Regions from separate parts of the Homo sapiens genome. Here regions 1 and 3 are each linked to region 2. Evidence: chromatin loops called from intact Hi-C (ENCODE). Cell type or tissue: sigmoid colon. All regions are shown on one strand. Region 1 has its middle 18 kb from the start of KCNE3. Region 2 holds the start of POLD3 (DNA polymerase delta 3, accessory subunit). Region 3 has its middle 8.4 kb from the start of RNF169.

The links. A loop is a pair of places that touch in the nucleus more often than their neighbours do. Peaks named below come from ENCODE experiments on the same cell type or tissue, not always from the same donor. Only the 100,000 strongest peaks of a DNase experiment are listed, where the experiment ranks them.
Region 1: a loop joins it to region 2, with 2.7 times the contacts of the local background. A loop is called at or near these places in 2 of 110 quality-filtered maps.
Region 3: a loop joins it to region 2, with 5 times the contacts of the local background. A loop is called at or near these places in 16 of 110 quality-filtered maps.

Annotation. Positions count from the first base shown.
Region 1 is chr11:74,445,781-74,453,780 of GRCh38, reverse strand. No RefSeq gene overlaps it. Among named protein-coding and RNA genes, the nearest start is that of KCNE3, 18 kb to the left of the region's middle. In sigmoid colon, CTCF peaks have their summits at 240 (motif pointing left) and 4,265 (motif pointing right); DNase peaks (open chromatin) are centred at 170 and 4,310.
Region 2 is chr11:74,589,323-74,597,322 of GRCh38, reverse strand. It overlaps POLD3 (DNA polymerase delta 3, accessory subunit), which reads right to left and starts at 4,741. Exons shown (of 12, transcript NM_006591.3): 1 at 4,605-4,741; 2 at 3,207-3,262. The coding sequence starts at 4,664. RefSeq lists an enhancer at 4,446-5,079. In sigmoid colon, no CTCF peak of the experiment used is centred here; a DNase peak (open chromatin) is centred at 4,772; H3K4me3 peaks cover 1,608 bases; H3K27ac peaks cover 1,028 bases.
Region 3 is chr11:74,736,452-74,744,451 of GRCh38, reverse strand. It overlaps the pseudogene RPL36AP38. Among named protein-coding and RNA genes, the nearest start is that of RNF169, 8.4 kb to the left of the region's middle. In sigmoid colon, a CTCF peak has its summit at 4,486 (motif pointing right); a DNase peak (open chromatin) is centred at 4,471.

The sequences.
Region 1 (8,000 bases), 140 kb after region 2:
ATCTATATATCTATATATCTGTATCTCTGTATCTCTGTATCTCTGTATCTCTATATCTCTATCTCTATCTCTATCCATATCCTATGGTATAGGCACTTCACGCAGCCCTCCCTCCAACCCAGTCGTCTGGGAGCCTGTCCTGCCACCTCTTGTAGGTCAAAGCCTGTAGGAGCTTTGTCTTCCCAGGTTCTGCCCTCTGCTGGCCAAATCTCGGCACATCGCCTTAAGCCCTCAAAGCAAAACCAATCATGGATTCAACAGGTATTGTTGAGTGCCTACTATGTGCCACGCATTCACCTAGGCACACTTGGAATACATAAGTAAACAAAAACATCCCAGAAATCCCTGCACTAATACTTAAGAGCATTTACTCCATGCCAGGCATTGGTCTCAGCGTTTTACACACTTGAATTCATTTAGCTTTTAAAACCCTCATAACAACCCTATGTAGTAAGTAGGTATTCCTTACAAGTACTTCCACAGAGCCCAGTTGTTTTTGACCTAGCACCTTCATGTACTTTCAGCCCAATTTAGGTCCCATGGTACGCACAGCCCAGAGCATGGATCTGAACAGTCTCCAGAGATGAATGAGAAAGTGATTTGGGAAAAGGATGGCAGAGTACTGACACCAGTGGCCTGAAGTTGGGTTTCCTAGAAACAGACCTTGAGGCAGAATTTTTTTTTTTTGAGACAGGGTCTCGCTCTGTGGCTCAGGCTGGAGTGCAGTGGCCTAATCAGGGTTCACTGCAGCCTCGATTTCCCAGGCTCAAGCGATCCTCCCGCATCAGCTCCCCAAGTAGCTAGGACTACAGGCGTGTTCCATCATATCCAGCTAATATTTTATTTTAGTAGAGATGAGGTCTCGCTATGTTGCCCAGGCTGGTCTCAAACTCCTGAGCTCAAGCAGTCCTCCCGCCTCAGCCTTCCAAAGTGCTGAGATTACGGACGTGAGCCACCACACCTGGCCATCTGACAGACATTTATTGATGGGAAGTATTTTTCAGGAAAAACCTGCAAGGGAGAGAGTGGAGTAGACAGGAAAGGGAAAGCATCATACAAAGTGTGTCTCGGTCACATCTAGCCTTGGCCTGATCCACGGGGAACTGTCATATATGGTGGCATAAGTCCCACAGCAGAATTACACTCCCTTGAGGCAAGGCAGCTGGCCTTTTGTATCCCCAAAGCAGCCAGTCATTGGTTGTGGGCCACCCTGGCAGGGAAGAGGGACAAGAGGGTTTTGAGGAGGTTCCCATCAGCTGTGGGGAAGGGAACAGCTGTGAGCTACTGCAGAATAGAGCAGTGGAAGAAAGGTAAGCAAAGGAGTGCTCTTGGTTGGAGACTAGCAATAGCCTCGTTCCTTGGGAAGGTTCTGAAGCTCTTTTTTCAATCACAGAATTGGCCCCACCTTTTGTGACCTTTTTTACTATCCTATATCAGTCATCGGCTGCTAGTTGCTACAGAGGTACTTACTCTCCCAGGGTGTGCTCATATTTGACTCAGGCAAAATCTCTGGGGATGGGGACAGCTCTAGGCTGATTATGGCAGCCTGGTGAAGGGGGCCTCTGGGGCTCCAACAGCATCCATGATAGCTGTGCTGTTGGGGAAACGAAAGTAGAAGCAGAGTGTCACATCTTGGGAGCTCCTTCTAGTTTAAGAGACAAGAAGCACACACCAAATAATGAACAAAAATAAGACAATACCAAATAGAACTAAGTAGGAAACAGTATCATTAAGCATCAGAAAGTGTGGGGGACAGATACTAATGTGGTGGTCAAGAAGAGGAGAGGACATCGGGCACAGTGGCTCACGCCTGTAATCCCAGCACTTTGGGAGGCCAAGACAGGTGGATCACTTGAGGTCAGGATTTCAAGACCAGCCAGCACAACATGGTGAAATCTCCTCTCTACTAAAAAAAAAAAAAAAAAAAAATTAGCTGGGTGTGGTGGCGTGCACCTGTAATCCCAGCAACTCAGGAGGCTGAGGCAGGAGAATCGCTTGAACCCAGAAGGTGGAGGTTGCAGTGAGCTGAGATGGTGCCACTGTACTCCAGCCTGGGTGACAGAGCAAGACTCTGTCTCAAAAAAAAAAAAAAGGGGGGGGGTGGGGAGGGGGAGAGGGAAGTTCATGCATATTTCTGGGAAGAAGTAGAATTTGTGGTGGAATATGAACAACTGGTAGGATTTGGTTAGAAAGCCCAATGAAGGGCCAGGTGCAGTGGCTCACTCCTGTAATCCTAGCACTTTGGGGGGCTGAGGCGGGTGGGTCACCTGAGGTCAGGAGTTCGAGATCAGCCTGGCCAACATGGCGAAACCTCATCTCTACTAAAAATACAAAAATTAGCCAGGCATGGTGGTGGGCACCTGTAATCCCAGCTACTCAGGAGGCTGAGGCAGGAGAATTGCTTGAACCAGGGAGGCGGAGGTTGCATTGAGCCGAGATTGCACCATTGTACTCCAGTCTGGGCAACAGTAGCGAAACTCTGTCTCAAAAAAAAAAAAAAAAAAAAAAAAAAAAAAAAAAAAGTCCAATGTAGGCTGGGTGTGGTGGCTCACACTTGTAATCCCAGCACTTTGGGAGGCCAAGGCAGGAGGATCACAGGAGGATCCCAGCCCAGGAATTCAAGACCAGCATGGGCAACATGGTAAAATCCCATCTCTACTAAAAATAATTTTTAAAAAAGCCAGGCATGGTGGTGTGTGACTGTACTCCCAGCTACTCAGGAGGCTGAGGTGGGTGGATCAACCTGAGCCTGGAAAGTCAAGTGGCTGCAGTGAGCTGTGATAACACCACTGCACTCCAGCTCTCAAAAAATAAATTAATTAATTAATTAAAATAAAAAATGAAGGTCCAATATAGTATGATCCAAGCTCAGTGTTCAAAGTAGGTGGATGGCTTCGCTCTACTCAAACATTCAGAGACTGAGGATGGCAACTGCCATCTTCAACATGTAGCTTCCAAGGTCGCTCATTGTCAAAGCATTTTCTGGTTGGTGAGGAAAGAAACAGAATAGAATTCCAGGGCCAGGGACTTACTCTCAAGAAAGCAAGGCAAAAGCTGCGTACATCTCTTCTGCTCAGCTCCATTGACGACGGCTTAAAAAACGTGGCCACAAACTGGCTGCAAGGGGAGCTGGCACATGAGGTGCCTGTCTGAGTAGTCAAGTCCCAGCCAAACATCTATCACTATGGAATAAGGAGAGAATGATTTCTGGTAGACAGCCCCAGAAATCTTTACCCCACCCTCCTCACGCTCCCCCACAGTCTGTCTTCACCCCACCCTCCTAATTCTCCCCCGCAGGATTAGTCAAGATAAAAACATTTATAAACCTGCTGGGAAGGAAGAAGTGCTGTTATTCTGATTAGATCATGTTTTGGAGGGAGGGGGTGAAGACGGGAGCCTTTTGAGAGTATAACTTAGCCTATCCTGGGAGTGTGACTTGTGCTCTTTTTTTTTTTTTTTTTTTTTCTAGCACAGGTGAGTCTGGTCTCTCCTCTCATTAGAATAATATCCAAGATTTCGGTTTAGGCATAGAAGAAATAGACAAAGCAAGGCTTTCAGCCAAACTTGTATGGAAAAAGAATCTTCTTTCAGGTGCTGCTAAGAAACCAAGAACATTATTTCCCTGGATGAAATGAGAGAACCATCTGTGGAAGTGGTTGAACTGTGATGGAGAATGAGCTCCTGGGAACAAGAAAGTCAGAAATTCATGAACAGGAAAGAAAAATTAATATTTGATGAACAACTGAATTCCTCACTGCCTGTTGCCCTGGGACACAGGGAGCTGTCTCACCAAGGTTACAGCTCCTTCTTGGAGCGGCTCACAACCAATGAGGAGCTGATACAGGGATCCAAAGGTCTGATTCCATCACTGATTTGGGGCAACTCTGAGAGGCCATCTTGGCTCCAGAATTCCCCATAGGATCAGCTGAGGCTTCAGTGGCAACCACATTGTGAATTAGCTTCTTCCTCCGCCCACCCCTGCTTTCTCACTTCCTATTTCCCAAGAGTACTTCCCCCAACAACCTTCTGCATGCGATTCTCCATTTCAGTCTGTTTCCAAGAGAATCCATCCCTTCCTCAAGAACTGTGCCCTAACATGGAGTCCATTCCAAAGTCAGTACCAGTGATAATTGAGCAATGGGATGATAGAATGTAGATGAGGCAGTTAGTGGTTCCAGCAAACCAAAAAGATGGCAAGGCAGTGAGAGACCAGCAGTGTAGGAAACAGCCAGCTATATTCATTGAAAAAGAAGAACTAGCCACTAGAGGGCCCAACACTACAGGTTTACAGCTCTGCTGCTACTTTTTAGAGCACAGAATTTTGCCCTTCATCTGGCAGACATCCAGTGTAATTGTCTACACAGTGGGGGAACATTGTTGGCCATGCTTCCTTCTCTTTTACCTATTCTGGAGACACCAGTGTCCTGGCCTGTTCCAATACCCCAGCACCAAGCCCCCGTGCCATTACATATGAGCCTATTCCCATAAATCAAGGCTTCCAGAGCCTGTTTTTAATACCCACTGTTCTCATTGTTTCAAGGGACTCTGAAGATGTGAAATGTGAAATCCAAATAATTGGTTGTGACCATCCTCACCTAGGAATGGAGAGAATCAGCAACATATTGTCTAGTTCTGCCACTTTCTCTACCCCCCATCCCCCCACCCACCAATTTGTAATAAAGATAAGACACACAGACTTAGATGCAAAATATAGTAGCCAAGGGAGAAAGGGGATATGAGAGCCTTCTCAGAAGATGAAAAAGTTTGAGAACATTGTATAATTGAGTGAATTAATGAATTATTTCTACCATGGATTTATTTAAAGACTTAAAGGAAATTTTCTTCTGTACCCTATTTGGAAGGACAGTCCTTTGTAGGTTGGGGGACTTCCCTTACCTCAGGAGGAAAATATTGGGAGGTCTCTATAAATTTCTCAAGGGTCAGAGTTAGATTGTCTGTGAGAGGGAAAACTCTGAGGATTAAAGGGACAAGAGCTGGATTCTACAAGACCAGGAGGATGGAGGGGTGGTGGAAGTCAGCCCGTGAACTCTCCCCCATTGCCCTCATAGTATCTCTGGCAGTGATGACTACAAAGACACCTGGGGGATAGTTACCAAACCATAGCTTTGGGACCATACAGGAGTTCTGGGTGGCCAGGTTTACAATGGAAGCAGTAAATATCTTACGCAAGTGGGCCAGATACCTCTGGCTGCTCCACACCTGCTTGGACAATGAGCACCTTCACCACAACTGCAATGGACTGAGATGGTCCCCCAGGTTTTCCGGATTGGGTAAGCCCTGGGGTTTTTGCATCCCCACAAAGTCTCTGAAATTAGATGTTCCACAAACCTGGCAGGTGGGGGTGAAGCTAAATTTAATTGGATTTGAATTAGACAGATAAAAGTTTGATTTGATTCAGAAATAAATAAATAAATATAATGTTCTTCTACTTGCTATAGAGCAAATTAAATGGGTTACAATATTGGGAGCTCTGACATCGCAATAGCAAACCTAGCCTGGCCCGGTTAATAAAAGAATAGTAATACTCTATTGAGGGGTTGCCACGTGTTAGGCAGTGCATTCTTTCATTTAATCCTCACAATATACCTATGAGGTAGACTGAGACTTAGAGAAGTCAAGTGGGTTGCCCAAGGTCACATGGTTAGTAAATGGCAAACCAAGTTTGTTGGACTCCATGTCTAACTTCTATAGCCATTCATTCCCTGTTGTCTAGCCATTCATTGACTGACATCTAATCCATCATTTACTAATCTGTTTAGCCAGATATGCACTCAGACAGTAAATAGAATTAACAGTTATTCTGTTCCTTAAACATTGAGACAGATCTAGTTGTAGTTTAGAGAACAAAAGAATCTTAGAATCATAGAATGTTTGCACTGGCAGCTGGTCTAGAGGGAAGAGCAAAGCTTTAGAACCAGGTGGACTAGCTTGGAATGTTGGCTCTGCTATTCATTCTGTATATGACCTTGAGCAATTTATTTAACCTAATTCTCAGCTTCCATATCTGTATATCACAAATATATGCACATTCTCTCTAGACTAATATGAAGAGTAGAGATAATGTCACATGGAACAAGTGCAAAAATGCAAGTCCCAGCACAAAATGAAAATGCTGGCACCTTGTTCAAAAATTACCGATAATTTAAAGATGGTGACAGCAGAGTATTAAACCAAGTGTGGGGGCCCTTGTAAGCATAGGCCATGGTGGCACATCCACAGCCTGGCACAGAGTGGGTCTGCAATAAATTGTAGTCCTTTTTCTCTCTAGATCACTGATTATAACCCTCTCCTTTTGCAGATGAGGAAACTGGAGTCCAAAGAAGAGTTTAAAAATGCAAATCAGGGCCGGGCACGGGGGCTCATACCTGTAATCCCAGCACTTTGGGAGGCCAAGGTGGGTAGATCATGAGGTCAGGAGTTCGAGACCAGCCTGGCCAACCTGGTGAAACACCGTCTCTATTAAAAATTAAAAAATTAGCCAGGTTCAGTGGCATGTGCCTGTGATCCCAGCTACTCAGGAGGCTAAGACAGGAGAATCGCTTGAATCCGGGAGGCAGAGGTTGCAGTGAGCTGAGTTCACCCTACTGCACTCCAGCCTGGGCAATAGAGCAAGACTCCTTCTTGGTGGAGGGGGGGAACACAACTTAGTACCAGAGCCAAGACCACAACCAGACCTCCTTTGTTCCTAGCCAGTGGTCTTTACCCAGCATTTCCAAAGCCTGTGTTCTATATGATGATAATAGATATTCCATGTATAAAAGTTTCCATCAACAAGCAAGTTTATAAAACACTGGATTAAGATTAAAGAGACATCTTTTGCAGAGCTCTTCAGAGACTTTTATGTGCAACAGGAGTCTCCAAGACAGGGATATAATATGAAACATTGCACAAAAGTATTTGATGTGGGACCCTTTTGCAGGAGCATATTAAGCGTCTCTCAGAACTCTTTCAGAAATGCCACTCTAAACACTGCCCCAGGGTGATGGAAGTTTCCATGGGTTTTGATCTGTGGGGTGTGGTTGTTTTTATTCTAAATTAGAAGCAAATATATTATTTCCACTAGTCCTTTCTGTCAGCATCCCTGTCCCAGCTGACTTGTGAGCCTGAGGATATAAAGATAATGAAAACCAGACTCCAGGAAAAGCACACTTGTTTAGAGTCACCCAGCTGCATCCATAAGGCAGATGCAATATGCCTCTCTCCCAAGAGTAGAACACAGACAAAACATACACTAGGATCCCAAAATTCTTTCCATTCTGGGTAATTTGCTCACAGACATCACATTGCAAAAGTAATAGCCAAAGTCCCCTATAAAGTCACATAAGAAGCTGGGAAATCAGGATTCTTATCTCAGCACCTTCATTTATTAGCTGTTTGACCTAAATTGATCAATTCATCAGCTCGTCACTTTGCTTTTATCAAATACCTTCTTGCATCAAATTAAATTAATTTCTCCCTTTGTTGAACTACCATTATTTCATCTGTAGCACTCTCCCCCCAGGACTTTGAGAATCTCTATGGAATGTAGTTTGAAAATCAGCAGATTGGATGATTACTATAGATCATCCAGTCTATATGGATGGATGAAATCTATACAGAATCTATAGGGAAAGGAACTATAGTTCCTTTCAGCTATAATAGTCTGTGATTCAAATTTATATACAGTTTTGCGACCTATTGCCTCTGCCTATTAACCAAGGACCCTAGTTCCCTGAGAAATGCACCTCTTAATTTCTGAGAGGCCTGGAGAGTGATTCTCACATGCTGAATTGATGAGATGCCAGGTGACTTGGACACTTCTGGAGTTCCCAGTACATAGCATCTGTTACATGGAATGCATGGAGGTGAGGAAACTCTCTCTCCCCATCGTGCTATACTTTGTCACATGGGTTTCTAATGGGTAATATTTATGTCCTTTGCTTTCAGTAAAGCAGCTCTTCTATATTTTGCTGATTCCTTCCTAACCCCAGTTTCCCTCT
Region 2 (8,000 bases):
ATAACCCTGGGTTAGGCAAAGCCTTCTTAGATATTATGTCAGAAGCACAAGCAACACATCAAAAAGAAAACACAACAAGGGTATGGAGAAAACAGAATGCTTATACATTGTTGGTGGGAATGTAAATTAATACAGCCATTATGTAAAACGGTATGGAGGTTCCTCAAAATATCAAAAATAGAGCTACTGTATGATCCAGCAGTCCCACTACGGATATACATCCAAAGGAAATGAAATCAGTATGTCAGAGATATTTGCACTCACATGTTTATTGCAGCACTATTTACAACAGCCAAGATATGGAATCAATAAATGTCCATTAATGGATAAAGGAAATATAGTGTATATACACAATGGAATACTATTCAGCCATAAAAATGAATAAAATCCTATCATTTGCAACAAAATGGATGAACCTGGAAGAGACTATGTTAACTGAAATAAGCCAGACACAGACAAATACTACATGATCTCACTCATTTGTGGAATCTGTAAAAGGTGATCTCACGGAAGTGGAAAGCAGAATTTTCTTTCCATAGGCTGAAGTGGTTAGGGGAGGGGGAATGGGGAGATGTGGGTCTAAAGGATACATAATTACAGTTAGACAGGAATAAGTTCAAGAGCTCTACTGTATAGCATGGTGACTACAGTTAGTGATGATATATTCTTGAAAAATGAAAAGATGGTAGACATTAAATGTTTTCACCACCAAAATAACTGTGTGATGTAATACATTTATTAGCTAGATTTAACTACTCCACAGTGTATATATACTTCAAAACATAATGTTGTACACAATAAATACATACAACTTTATTTCTCAATTTAAAAAATCTTGGCTTGGCACGATGGCTCACATCTGTAATCCCAGCACTTTAGAAGGCCGAGGCGGGCAGATCACTTGAGGTCAGGAGTTCGAGACCAGCCTGGCCAGCATGGTGAAACCCCAACTCTACTAAAAATACAATAAAATTAGCCGGGTATGGTGGCACATGCCTGTAGTCCCAGCTACCTCGGAGGTTGAGGCAGTAGAATAGCTTGAACCAGGGAGGCGGAGGTTGCAGTGAGCCGAGATCACGCCGTTGGACTCCAGCCTGGGCGACAGAGCAAGGCTTCTGCCTCAAAAAAAAAAAAAAGAAAAAAAAAAATCTTCTTAGGCCGGGCACAGTGGCTTGTATCTGTAATCCCAGCATTTTGGGAGGCCAAGGTGGGAGGATCACTTGAGGTCAGGAGTTTGAGACCAGCCTGGGCAACATAGCAAGATCTCATCTCTACTAAAAAAAAAAAAAAAATAAGATTAAAAAAAATTTAATCATTTTAAAATTTAAACTTAAAAAAGCATAAGCAACAAAAGGAAAAATAAATAAATTGGACTTCATCAGCAATAAAAACTTCCATGGGCCAGGCATGGTGGCTTATGTCTGTAATCCCAGCACTTTGGGAGGCCAAGGCAGGGGCTTGAGCCTGGGAATTCAAGACCAGCCTGGGACCAGCATGGGAAACATGGCGGGACTCCATCTCTACAAAAAATTTAAAAATTAGCTGAGTGTGGTGGCACGCACCTGTAGTCCCGGCTACTCGGGAGGCTGAGGTGGGAAAATCACCTGAGCCCAGGGAAGTCAAGGCTGCAGTGGGCTGAGATCACACCACTGCACTCCAGCTTGGGCAACAGAGTGACATCCTGTCTCAAACAACAACAACAACAAAAAATGTCTGTGCTTCAAAGCACACCATCAAGAAAGTACAAAGACAATCCACAGAATGGGAGAAAATTTTTGCAAATAATTTTTCAATCAGGGTCTTGTATTCAGAATATATAAAGAACTCTTAAAACTCAACAACAACCAAAAATACCCAATGACAAAAATGGGCATAATTTTGAATATCTATTTCTCCAAAGATATGGCCAAGCAGCATATGAAAAGATATTCAGCAACATTAGTCATTAGGAAAATGCCAATCAACATAATTTATGAGATACCACTTCACATCCACTAGGATGGTTAAAATAAGACATAATAAAAAGTTTTTGCCAGGTGTGGTGATGTACACCTGTAGAGCTAGTTGGTAGGCTGAGGCGGGAGGATCCTTGAGTTCAAATCCAGCCTGGGCAACATAGTGAAACCCCATCTCAAAAAAAAAAAAAAAAAAAAAAAAGAGTTCATCCATGAGAAGTCTGAGGGAAAAAACAGTGTTAGTGTTAACCAGAATGTGGAGAAACTGAAATACTCATATACTGTTAGGACTGTAAGAAGCGCAGCCATTTTGAAAAATAGTTTGTCAGTTCCTCAAAATGTTAAATACAGAATTATCTCATGACCCAGCAATTCCAATCCTAGTTTGGCTGTGTCCCCACCCAAATCTCAACTTGAATTGTAATAATCCCCACATGTCAAAGACGGACCAGGTGGAGATAACTGAATTATGGGGGCAGTTCCCCCATGCTCTTCTCATGATAGTGAGTTCTCACGAAATCTGACGGTTTTACAAGGGGCTTCCCCCTTCGCTCGACACTCATTCTCTCTCCTGCCACCCTGTGAAGAGATGCCTTCCGCCAAGTCTCCTGAGGCCTCCCCAGCCATGCGGAACTGTGAGTCAATTAAACCTCGTCTTTATAAATTCAATCTCAGGTGTGTCTTCATAGCAGCATGAGAATGGACTAACACAAATACCCAAGATAACTGAAAATATATGTTCATATAAACACTTATAGATGAATGTTTTATACATGAATGTTCATAACAGCATCATTCATAGCAGTCAAAATATGGAAATAACCCAAATGTCCATTAATGATGAATAAACAAAACTTGTTGTATCCATATTACAGACTGAATCATGTCTCCAAAAAGGTAATGTTAAAGCCCTAACCCCCAATACCTTAAAATGTGACCTTATTTAGAAATAGAATTATAGCACATGTAATTAGTTAAGACAAGGTCATATTGGAGTAGGGTGGATTCGTAATTCAGTATGACTGGTGTTCATATAAGATGGACGTGCAAAGATACAGATATACAGGGAGAATGCCATGACAATGAAGGCAGAGATTGGAATTACGCAGCTACAAGCCAAGAAATACCAATGATTGCCAGCAAACCAAATTAGCTCTAATCTATGTAGGCTATCTGTAGAGTTAAAAGCAAAGCATAACAAAACAAAAAAAAATTCCAATATGATTAAAATTGGTAGTAAATTGGACTTACTGTTTGGCCTGGTTAACATGAACCCCTAGTGTATAGCTCAGCCATTTGTATGTCACCTGTAACAAGAAAAAATTTTTCAAATGTTTTATTAGATGACTCCAGAGTGCACATCAGTCCCGAAGGTCTGTTGCTAAAGATTCCTATTCTTAGATGATTATGCCTTACAAATTACAATAAATGCCACTGCAGTTTTCCCAAGAACTATCTATCTGGGTAGGCAGGACCTATTTATCTTAAAAATGCTAAGAAGTTTGTTTCATGAACTAATGAAAAGTAATCTAAAAAGACAAGCTGAACATACCTAACAGAAAAAACTCTCATTTTCCTCACATTCCTTGTTTTACTCAGGCCCTTTCCTCATGATGTTTTTTTTGGGGGCCACCAGCCAAAGCCATCCTAAAACTCATTCAGAAGCTAGATGACTTTGAAGTGTGATGTCTCAGAAACTTCTAAAGAAAGTTGCACCCATGCAAACATTAAAGGGCACAGGTGGTGCAGGGGTCAGGAAACGAAAAAAGTGGGTAAATATTTTTATAAGAGATTAGATTGGGAACTACCAGCATCAAGCCTTCATCCCTCCTAGACCCAGGATGCCTGCACTCTCTTCTCTCAAAGTCTCTTCCAATTCCAAATGTCAAGCTTCCAATAGTTAGAAGACTTGCACAGGTTAGGCAAAGGCAGTGTGATGTAGAAGAAAGCATTAGTAAGAGGACAGACCTAGGTTGAAAAACTGCCTATCCCTTACCAAACGCAAATAAACAAGTTATTTGGCCCCTCAGCTTCAATTTCCTCATCTCGGGATACCACCACCGACCTGGGATGGGGTGCGGGGAGGTCACTGTAAAGATTAAAGTGCCTTGGCACACAGCAGGCACTCAATCATCACGGTTTGCAAAGTGCACTCACATCCATCAATTCGCTCGATCTTTTCCTCACCCGTGTGAAGCGGATCAAACCTCTATCAATGCTTAAATTTCCAGGAAGAGGAAACAGTATCTGGAGGTTACGCAACTTGTAACTTAACACAGTTAAGACACGATTTCCTCAACTGTAAACTTAAAACTTTAAACGCCAACCACCTTAAAAGAAAGGTGTAGGGACGCCTTAGAACTCTCAGCCAACGGCCCTCCCTCCGCGCCCGGTCTCCGCGGCTCCAGCCCCAGGCTCTGTTCCCAGCACGCCCACCCAAGGGACGCGGACTTCCGTGTGTGCTGGAGGACCTTCCCGACGAGTCCTCGCTCGCTCTGGGGCACAGAGCTCGCCCAGGTCCCCTCGTGGGGACCTGTCTCCCCTGGTCCCCACGAAGCCACAAGCAGACAGAGGGTCAAGGCTCCCGCCGCCCTAGCCGGGCCCAGGACCCCGGTCGCACGCCCGCGTTCCCCAGTAGTAGCTGCTCACGATCTTGTTTTGGTCCGTGACGAACTCGTCTATATTTTCCAGATAAAGCTGGTCCGCCATGGTGCGGCAGCGCTGGGACCCGCCTCTAACCCCTCTCTCAATCACAGCCACAGCTCCCGCCGGCGGGAAACGTCTTTGCTCCCTCCCAGGTCCCGGGTCGTTTCCCCGGCAACGGAGGCGACGCACTACGGCGGCCCTCGAAGGGTCAAACTAGTCAGGGAGACGGCGCAGACGGAGGTAGGCAGAGCTAGTAGAAAACACCGAAGTGCGGGGCCTCCTGGCTGGTTTTTTCCTATACCTACGTACCTATGATAAAGTTTAATTTATAAATTAGGCACAGTAAGAGATTAACAAAAATAACTAACGATAAAATAGAACAATTATTATTATACTGTAATAAACATTAGTGAATATGGTCTCTCAACAGATGTCATTGGGTATAATATTTCCCTACCGAGGTTGGCTGCGCGTGATGAAACCCGGGAAAGCCAGGATAAAGGGGAGACTATTGAAAACAAGTAATTTTAGTAGTGCTGCCAACTGGGGAAAAGTACTGCCTGTTATAATCCCTCAGAGTTGAGAAATTAGGGAAGGTTTTTCCAGAGGGGTTGAGGAGAGGCTGAGTGTTTCGGATAGAAGCAGGAGAATTTGCTGGAAAAGAGTTCATTATCTCTGGATTGTTAGGAGAAGAGGCGGATGAGAGAGACTTGGGAGAAACCAAATCGTTGTGCCTAGGAGACTGTGAAGAGGCGCTTGAGCTGTGTTCTCAGGAAAACTTGGAGAAAAGTTATCAGGTTGGGGAATTTCAACTCAAATTTCTCCTAGTATCACCCCCGCAAAAATCTTTAATAATTGACTTCAGCATAAGCCGGTGCAGTTCAGTATCGCAGGTGTAGTGCGTAAGAGAGTGGGCTCTAGAGTCAGACTTACTGGGTTTGAATCCTGGTTTTGCTGTTTGTTGTGTAAACTTAGGTAATTCTTTAGCCACTAGGAGCCTATTTCCTTATCTATAAAATGGGAATAATAACAGTACCTACTTCAAAGGCTTGTCGCGACATGCATTCATTCAAAGCATAGCAAAATCCTGAGAAAGGCCAGATACTATTCTGAGTGTTGAGGTGCTGGGGCTGCAGCTATGAGCAATAATAAACCGAGCCTGTTCACATGTAACTTACATTCTGAGATTTTTAAGTGAAAGATAGTGGTGGTTTAAAATAGGGTAGCAGACCGGGCGCGGTGGCTAACGCCTGTAATCCCAGCACTTTGGGAGGCCTAGGGGGATGAATCACCTGAGGTCAGGAGTTCGAGGCCTGCCAGGCCCACATGGTGAAACCCTGTCTCTACTAAAAATATAAAAATTAGCCGGGCGTGGTGGCACGTGCCTATAGTCCCAGTTACTCCCAGGGCTGAGGCATGAGAATGTCTTGAATCCAGGAGGTGGAGGTTGCAGTGAGCCGAGATCATGCCACTGCACTTCAGCTTGGGAAACAGAGAGAGACTCCGTCTAAAAATAAAATAAAATGGCTCGGCGCAGTGGCTCACACCTGTAATCCCACACTTTGGGAGGCCGAGGCAGGCAGATCACCTGAGGTCAGGAGTTCGAGACCAGCCTGGCAAACATGGCGAAACCCCGTCTCTACTAAAAATACAAAAATTAACCAGGTGTGGTGGTACACGCCTGTAATCCCAGCTACTCGGGAGGCTGAGGCAGCAGAATCACTTGAACCTGGGAGACCGAGGTTGCGGTGAGCTGAGATGGTGCCACTGCACTCCAGCCTGGGAAACAGAGTGAGACCCCCCTCAAAATAAATAAATAAAATAAAATAGGGTAGCAGTGCCAGGCACAGTAGCTCACACCTATAATCCCAGCACTTTGGGAGGCCAAGGCAAGTGGATCACTTGAGCCCCAGGAGTTCGAGACCAGCCTGAGCAACATACTGAAACTCCGTCCCTACTAAAAAAAAAAAAAAAAAAAGCCATGGTGGCACGAGCCTGTGGTCTGTGGTCTGTGGTCCCAGTTCTGAAGTGGGAGGATGGATTGAGCCCAGGAGGTAGAGGTTGCAGTGAGCACTTGATCATGCCACTGCATACAGCCTGGGTGACAGAGTGAGACCCTGTCTCAAAAAATAATAATTTTTTTTTTTTTTGAGACAGAGTTTTGCTCTTGTTCCCCAGGTTGGAGTGCAATGGCGCGATCTCGGCTCACTGTAACCTCTGCCTCCCGGGTTCAAGTGATTCTCCTGCCTCTGCCTCCCAAGTTGCTGGGATTACTGGCATGCGCCACCACACCCGGCTAATTTTGTTGTAGTTCTAGTAGAGAGGGGGTTTCGCCATGTTGGCCAGGCTGGTCTCGAACTCCTGACCTCAGGTGATCCACCTGCCTTGGCCTCCCAAAGTGCTGGGATTACAGGCGTAAGCCACAACGCCAAACCAATACATTTTTTAAAATAGAGTAGTGGTAGTGGAAATTGAGAGAACTGAGTGACTTGAGTTTTGTTTTAGAGTCGGCAAAACCTGCTGATGAATTACACGAGTGGAGTGTGGAAAAAACAGGAATCAAGGAAAATACCTAGATATGGAACATAAATCTTTAGGTAAATGGTGATGCCCTTGACTGAGACGTGAAAGACTGGAAGCAGATGAGAAAATCAAATAATTCTATTTGGCCAGTTACAAATGAGATAATATACATAAAACTCTCATGCAGTACCTGCACACAATAAAATCTATGATCGTTGACTATTACGTTATTATATACCAGACCTACTATACCAGGTACTTTAAGAGCAATATTTCATTTAGTCCTCATAGCAATGCTGCAAATGTATTATATTGTCCATATTTTATTTTATTATTTATTTATTTATTTTGAGACGGAGTTTTGCTCCTGTTGCCCAGGCTGGAGTGCAATGGCGCAATCTCTGCTCACTGCAACCTCTGCCTCCCGGGTTCAAGCGATTCTCCTGCCTCAGCTTCTCGAGTAGCTGGGATTACAGGCATGCACCACCATGCCCAGCTAATTTTGTATTTTTAGTAGAGACAGGGTTTCTCCATGTTGGTCAGGCTGGCCTCGAACTCCCGACCTCAGGCAATCCGCCCACCTCAGCCTCCCAAAGTGCTGGGATTATAGGTGTGAGCCACCGTGCCCAGCCTGTTTATTTATTTTGTTTTATTTTTTGAGATGGAGTCTTGATCTGTCGCCCAGGGTGGAGTGCAGTGGCATGATCTCCACTCACTGCAACCTCTGCCTCCCAGGTTCATGCGATTCTCATGCCTCCACCTCCTGAGTAGCTGGGATCACAGGTATGCACCACCACACCCAACTGTATTTTTAGTAGAGAGGGGGTTTCGCCTTGTTGGTCAGGCTGGTCTTAAATTTCTGACCTCAAGTGATCC
Region 3 (8,000 bases), 150 kb before region 2:
AAATGACTCACAGTCTCTGTTGTTTACATCAAAGTACTCTAACTGAGACATTAGCTTGTTGTTTTTGAAGTGTCGCCTAAAAATGGTTGTCAAGGGTGCTTGGTAGATTATAAAATGATACAAGAAGCTTAAGCCAACAGCCTAGAGTAGAACAAGCCCAAATAGCTTTTCTCTAAGGCCCCACCTGCACCACAGACCACCATGGGAAGAAGGATTCACAGACTCCCTTTAATGCACGATGCCAACTGGAACAAATGGCAGTGCAGCCCCAGGTACCAATGCTTCCCCTCCAGCTGCTTTCTGAGGATTGCATTGCTGTCAGAATTCCCTACCATCCTTCTCATAGCACCTCTACCCAGATAGCTCTGCATGGTTCCACCCCACCACTACCCCTTCCTCACTCCTCATCCACATCACTACAAAACTTCCCTCTAGCTGATGGCTCCAGCTTCTCCTTGCTGGACTGAAAGACTCAGATATGAGCAAGGCCATTCAGCCTAGTTCCAGGTGGAGACAAGGCTGTTTCTTCCTGCAAGCCCAAGACCTCTCCTTCCAGCTTAAGTGCTGCTGAGTCCATCCTGAGACCTTACACATCTAAAAAGGAGAAGGCTAAGCCCCTCAGACCACACCAGTGCCACCTGTCCTCTTTGGATAGCATCTTCTTCCTGTGCTCTTCCTCCCTCAAGTCAGATCTCCCCCTGAGATTTGGCCCCTTCCATTTTGCTTTAAAGATTCTTGCTACCTTCTTACTTTTATTCATCTTCAGTTCCTTCCCTTTTGTTTCAGAGGAAGAAGTAATTCTTTTTTTTTTTTTTTTTTTTTTTTTTTTTTTTGAGACAGAGTTTCGCTCTGTCGCCCAGGCTGGAGTGCAGTGGCGCGATCTCGGCTCACTGCAAGCTCTGCCTCCCGGGTTCATGCCATTCTCCTGCCTCAGCCTCCCGAGTAGCTGGGACTACAGGTGCCCGCCACCATGTCCGGCTAATTTTTTGTATTTTTAGTAGAGATGGGGTTTCACTGTGTTAGCCAGGATAGTCTCCATCTCCTGACCTCCACCTGCCTCGGCCTCCCAAAGTGCTGGGATTACAGGCGTGAGCCACTGCGCCCGGCCTAGGTAATTCTTTTGCAAATCTAATCCCTCCATCTGTGTTTGTCATGTCATCTGCCCAGCCTCCTCCAGACTCTTTCCAAACACTCTATGAATACAAATAAGACTTGGTCCTTGCCCCCTCAAAGTCAAAACCTAACAGAAGGGCAAAAGTAGAAAAAAATATAGCAGAAAACAGAAGAGTTATAGAAGAATTGCAAGGGCTACAACAGACATAAACAGAATGCCATGGAAGCAGGGAGCAAAGGTGAGAGGAAGTTCAGGAGATTTCACAGAAGAGGGGACATTTGAGCTCGTTTTTAAAGACTGAGGGAAGGAAGTTCACCACATGGATACAACGGAAAGCAGAGAGAAAATAAGAGCCAAGGCACAAAGGCATAAAAGTTTGGGACCTGTGTGGGACTGACAAAGAATTTGATGTGGCTAGAACATCAGGTTGGAGATGAGACTAGAAAACTGGAGAAGAAAAGAAACTAGAATTTATTGAGCAACTACCACGTGCCAAGTGTCATGCTAAGCAACCATATACCTCTCTCATTTAAACCTAAAGTAATTGAAAGATTTAATATTTGGCCCAAGGGATTGGTACATATGGATTTTTGTTTTGGTTTTGTTTGTTTGTTTGAGATGGAGTCTTGCTCTGTTACGCAGGCTAGAGTGCAGTGGCACAATCTTGGTTCACTGTAACTTCCACCTCCTGGGTTCAAACAAGTCTCCTGCCTCAGCCTCCTGAGTAGCTGGGACTACAGGCATGCACCACCACACCTGGCTAATTTTTTTTTTTTTTTTTGTATTTTTGTAGAGACGGGGTTTCACCATGTTAGCCAGCCTGCTCGTCTCAAACTCCTGACCTCAAGTGATCCACTCTCCTTGGCCTCCTGAAGTGCTGGGATTACAGGCGTGAGCCACTATGCCTAGCCTGGATTTGTATTCTATAAGGATAAATCTCGATTCTATAATTATCAGTGAATAACAAAAAGAATCTAAGCAGGCTTCATCCCACCCCCAGAGTTGAGATATTACTGGAGAAAGTATGGTGCAGCTAATGTTCATTCATTCATTCATTCATTCATTCAACAAATATCTATTGAGCACCTACTATGTGGCAGGATTATGTAAGTGCTAAGAATTCAGCAGCAAACACGGAAGACAAAGTCTAGATGCTGACCAGTTTGAGCAGGAACAGCATTAGGTACAGTGTTTGACATATTCCAGCTGCTGTGGAATGAATGAATGTTATCGCCTTAGTTACACTTTTATGTTTAGTGACTTTCAAAGTACTCATTGTCAGAAAAATATTCTAACTAACAAAAAAGCACATTGGTGGGGCAAAATAGTTCTTTAATTTCTTTCTTTTTTTTTTTTTTTTTTTGAGACGGAGTCTTGCTCTGTCACCCAGGCTGGAGTGCAATGGCGCCATCTCAGCTCACTGCAAGCTCCACCTCCCAGGTTCACACTATTCTCCTGCCTCAGCCTCCCGAGTAGCTGTGACTACAGGCGCCCACCACCATGCCCAGCTAATTTTTCTGTATTTTTAGTAGAGAAGGGGTTTCACCGTATTAGCCAGGATGGTCTTGATCTCCTGACCTCATGATCCGCCGGCTTTGGCCTCCCAAAGTGCTGGGATTACAGGCGTGAGCCACCATGCCTGGCCTCTTTAATTGCTTTACATTTTCCCTCCAGATGCCTATAAATCCACTTAGAATTGGCAACTAGTCTTACTCCTCTCTGCACCTCCCTCTCCTCGCCTCAGTCTTTCTTCCTCTTTTCCCTGCACTCAGGGCCCCTATTCTTGTTCCTCTAGGCTCTGGCCCCAAGTTCCAAGCAATTAGTTTCCTCTTTGATTTAGTTGTTTTTAATTTTTTTTCTTTTTGAGACGAAGTCTAGCTCTATCACCCAGGCTGGAGTTCAGTGGCATGATCTTGGCTCACTGCAACCTCCGCCTCCTGGGTTCAAGCGATTCTTCTGCCTCAGCCTCCTGAATAGCTGGGACTACAGGTGCGTGCCCCCACGCCAGGCTAATTTTTTGTGTTTTTAGTAGAGACAGGGTTTCACCACATTGACTAGGCTGGTCTCAAACTCCTGACCTCGTGATCTGCCCACCTTGGCCTCCCAAAGTGCTGGGATTACAGGCATGAGCCACCATGCCCAGCTGTTTTTTAAATTTTAATTGACAAATAGAAATTGTATATATTTATAGTGTAGAGTTGTTCTTTTTGTTTTTTAAGAGGATAGAGGTGGCTTTAAGAAATCCTTTAGGTTCACAACCCAAATGTCCATCAATGATAGACTGGATTAAGAAAATGTGGCATATATACACCATGGAATACTATGCAGCCATAAAAAAGGATAAGTTCATGTCCTTTGTAGGGACATGGATGAAGCTGGAAACCATCATTCTGAGCAAACTATCGCAAGGACAGAAAACCAAACACCACATGTTCTCACTCACAGTTGGGAATTGAACAATGAGAACACTTGGACACAGGGTGGGGAACATCACACACCGGGGCCTGTCGTGGGGTGGGGGGCTGGGAGAGGGATAGCATTAGGAGATATACCTAATGTAAATGACAAGTTAACAGGTGCAGCACACCAACATGGCACATGTATACATATGTAACAAACCTGCACGTTGTGCACATGTACCCTAGAGCTTAAAGTATAATAATAAAAAAAGATGAGAATTAATTATCATTAAAAAATTTTTTAAAAAAGAAATCCCTTAGGTTCAAGATATAGAGAATAAGAGGGAAAAGAAATGGGCAAATGGCCTTACCCAACTGCACTCAGAGTGAAATATCTAAAAGACAAAACTTTCTCTGCTAGTATTGCTCACCTTTTATAGCGTAAATCACATTTCTTATTCTCACAGAGTCTCTATTTTCCCAGTCTCATCAAAGATATCCTACTACCTTCACTTTGGTCCAAGTCTCCAAGAAGGAGTGGGTCATGGACCTGTCCCAGGAAAAGAATGAGAAGAGTGAAAACCTCTTCTTGTCATAAATAAATAGACGAATAGTTACATTGAGCAGAATGGAGGATTTGCCTCAGAAGAGAGCACTGTGATTGCAGCAGAAGAAAAAGTCAGGGGAGCTACAAAATAGCCTCTCAGAGATTGACTTTGTCTACTTTGGAAAGAAACGGGAGAGATGGGTTCAGCTGGAGGCTGAGAACAGAAAGCATGATCTCCCAAGTTCCTTTGTCCTGAAGGAAGACAGGCTTCTATACCAATCTACTAGTGATCAACGAGAAACCTGATGGGTTCTGCACTAGAATGGTCATCGTCCCACTGTTCTTTGTTTACTTGGCTCTGTGTTCTGCAATCCCATCCCTGGGAAATGCCTGCAGGCGTCTCCTAGGTCTGCGATGTTGCTCAGTTTGACCACCAGGGGGCAAACTGAGCCTACGCGGTCTCCTCCACCCAGTTTCCAAACTCCAGAATCAGAATGTCAGAGCTATAACTGGCTTTAAAAAACCATCCAAGGCTTCTAATCAAACCTTTTTGTTTCAAGAGAAGAAAACCAAGGTCTAAAGAGGGGAAATAATTTGCCAAAGCCACATAGTGAGTGACTAGTAAAGTAGAAACTAGAAAACAAATCTTTTGACTCACTACTCCAGTTCTACACATGTTCCACACCAAGCTTTCTCCAGTCTCATATTTAATTCTAGAATACATCGAGTTTTAATGCTATATCTCTATGAAAAGATTCTCTCCCAATTAGATTGTAAGAACTTGGGGCAAGGGACCATGTTCTGACCAACATTGTACATCTTCTCCTCTAGCACACTCTTCTGCAAGGCAACCTGTATGCCCAATACAAAAAGGAAGATTTCAACAAATATTGTTAAACTGCTATATGGCAAGTCCAATAATGGTTCCTGATAACACAGAGATGAAATATACCATCTCTGCCCTCATGATACTCCCTATCTAGGGAGGGAGACAGATACAACAACACCTATAATTTAAGAGATGAGCATTTAACAGTGATGTAGAAAAGGCAATATGGAGGCACAGAAGAGGAAGTGACTATGTACCTGGATGAAATACAGAATTAGGTCCTAAAGGAAGAATGAGAACTCATCAGAGAAGGGAAATGGGAATTACAAATAGAAAGAATAGCAGAATAAGCCAACACAAGGAGGCATGGAGGCATGTGTTCAGTGAAAATGACTCTGAGTAGCTACACACAGTATAGATAAGAAGTTGGACTGAAGCAGAGGAGGAGGAGTAAATAAGACTAAAAAGGAAGTCCGAGGTCAGCTGTAAAGTTGCTATTCATTTATTCAGTCATTCAACAACGTTAAATACTCCCATGTGCCGTGCAGTGCTGTTATTGATAATGATGGTGGTGAGATGATAATAAAAGTAAGGGGAATAATAATGATGATGAAAATACTAATGTGGGTGAATTCCAAGGATTTGGGGTCTTGAATCTAGGGTTCATTACTCATATGAATCAGATAACACAGATAAATATTCCATCCTCCATTTCTTTTCTTTCTTTTTTAAATTCATTTTCTATATCAATAGCACACCTACAAACATGGTGAACATTCCTAAAACCTGCCAGACTTTCCGTAAGAAGTGAGGCAAGCACCAACCCCACAAACTGACGCAGTACAAGAAGGGTAAGGATCCACTGTATGTCCAGGGAAAGCAGCATTATAACAAGAAGCAGAGTGGCTAGGGTGGGCAGACTAAGCCAATTTTCCAGAAAAAGGTTAAAACCACAAAAAAGACTGTGCTGAGCCTTGAGTGCATTGAGCCCAATTGCAGAGCTAAGAGAAGGCTGACTATTAAGAGATGCAAGCATTTTAAACTGGCGGGAGATAGGAAGAAAAGGGCCAAGTGACCTAGTTCAAAGCTTCATCTTTTTTTTAATTGTGAAGACAATAAAATATTGAAGTTAGGTTCACACACACATACAAAAAAATCTGTTATGTATTAGGCATTGTTCCAGGAGCTAGGGATATAGCAGTGATCAAAAATTAAAGTCCACAGCCAGACGCAGTGTCTCACACCTGTGGTCCCAGCACTTTGGGATGTCAAGACAGAAGGATGGCTTGAGCCCAGGAGTTTGAGACCAGACTGAGCAACATAGCGAGATGCTGTCTTTGTCTTTAAAAAAAAAAAAAAATAGAAAATAAAACAAAAAAAATTAAAGTCTAGGCTGTTGCAGAGCTTTTGTGCTCATGAGGGAGACAGATAATATACAAGTGAAAAATATGTTTCAGAGAATGATAAGAAAGGAAAGAAAACAAGGCAATAAGATAGAAAATTACTCAAAAGCAGGCATCATTACATAGATTGGACCAGGGAAACATCACTAAAGAAGTGACATTTGAGCTGAATGAAGTATTATCTGTAGAAAAGGTTGAGGGAAGAGCATTCCAAGCAGGAGAACTAGCAAGGGCAAAATCCCTGAGGAGGGACCAGGCAGCTTGATGTATCCCAGGGACAGAAAGAAGGCCCGTGTACTAGAGCATAGTGAGCACAGGGAGAGTGGTCTGAAGTCAGAGTGTAGACAGGGCCAGGGCATGGAAGGCTTTACATATTTGGCAAATGATTTGGATTTTATTCTTATTTATTTATTTAGAGACAGTGCCTTGCTCTGTTGTCCAGGCTGGAATACAGTGGTGCGATGTTGGCTCACTGCAGCCTCCACCTCCCAGGCTCAATCAATCCTCCCACCTCAGCCTCCAGAGCAGCTAGGACTACAGGCTTGTGCCACTACGCTTGGCTAATTTTTTAATTTTTTGTAGAAATGAGATCTCATGATGTTGGCCAGGCTGGTCACAAACTCCTGGACTCAAGTGATCCTCCCACCTTGGCCTCCCAAAGTGCTGGGATTACAGGTGTGAGCCACTGCACCCACCCTTTGGATTTTATTCTAAGTGCAATGGAGAGGTTTTAAGCAAAGAAGGGACTTCACTAATTTACTTTTCTTTTCTTTCTTTTTTTTTTTTTTTTTTTTCAGAGATGGGGTCTCACCCTGTCATCCGGGCTGGAGTGCAGTGGTGCAATCATGGCTCACTGCAGCCTTGACCTCCCAGGCTCAAGCAATACTCCTGCCTCAGCCTCCCAGGTAGCTGGGACTACAGGTACACACCATCATGCCCAGCTAATTTTTAAGTTTTTTGTAGGGACAGGGTCTCATTTTGTTGCCCAGGCTGGTCTCAAACTCCTGGGCTCAAGCAATCCTCCCACCTCAGCCTCCCAAAGTGCTGGGATTACAGGCATGACATATGACGCCTGGCCTGATTTACATTTTTAAAAGATAATTCTAGTGGCTCTTCATTCCCACCTTTAGGTGGACACAGTGCCTGCCACCTTCCAACTGCGTGACCCAAGTTGTATGGCACTGTTTTCTGGTGCTCTAACTGCATCCTCACAGACCTATTGAAAGAAGTCTCTGAGAACAAACTGCTTTTCTAAAGTCCCCTGAATGTGGAGGAGGTGAGAGAACAAGGTCCACTCTCTTTGATACTTGGTAAGTGAGGATGCCCCAGTAGAGGAGGCCTCTGGCCAGTGGCAGGGCTTAAGACTCTAGAAGAATGATGATCCCACTCCATGTCTTCTGCTGAAGACACCATGTCCCCACTCAGTTTTCCTCATGAGGGCTCTCTGACATTAAGGGCTATGTGTTCCCCATTCTGGTTTCCTGATACTTCCTCCTCTTGCTGTGTACAGATTGTCCTGGGAACAGAGGGCTCAATGAGGGAGAAAAAAGACTTGGGAATATTCACATAGCCATATGGAAACCTATGTAAATACGGATGAGCCTCACTTTAAGAAGATCCATTCACTCACATAGATACTGATCGAGCACCCACAATGCATCAGGCACTATTTCAGGTGCTGAGGATTCATTCATCCATTCTACAGACA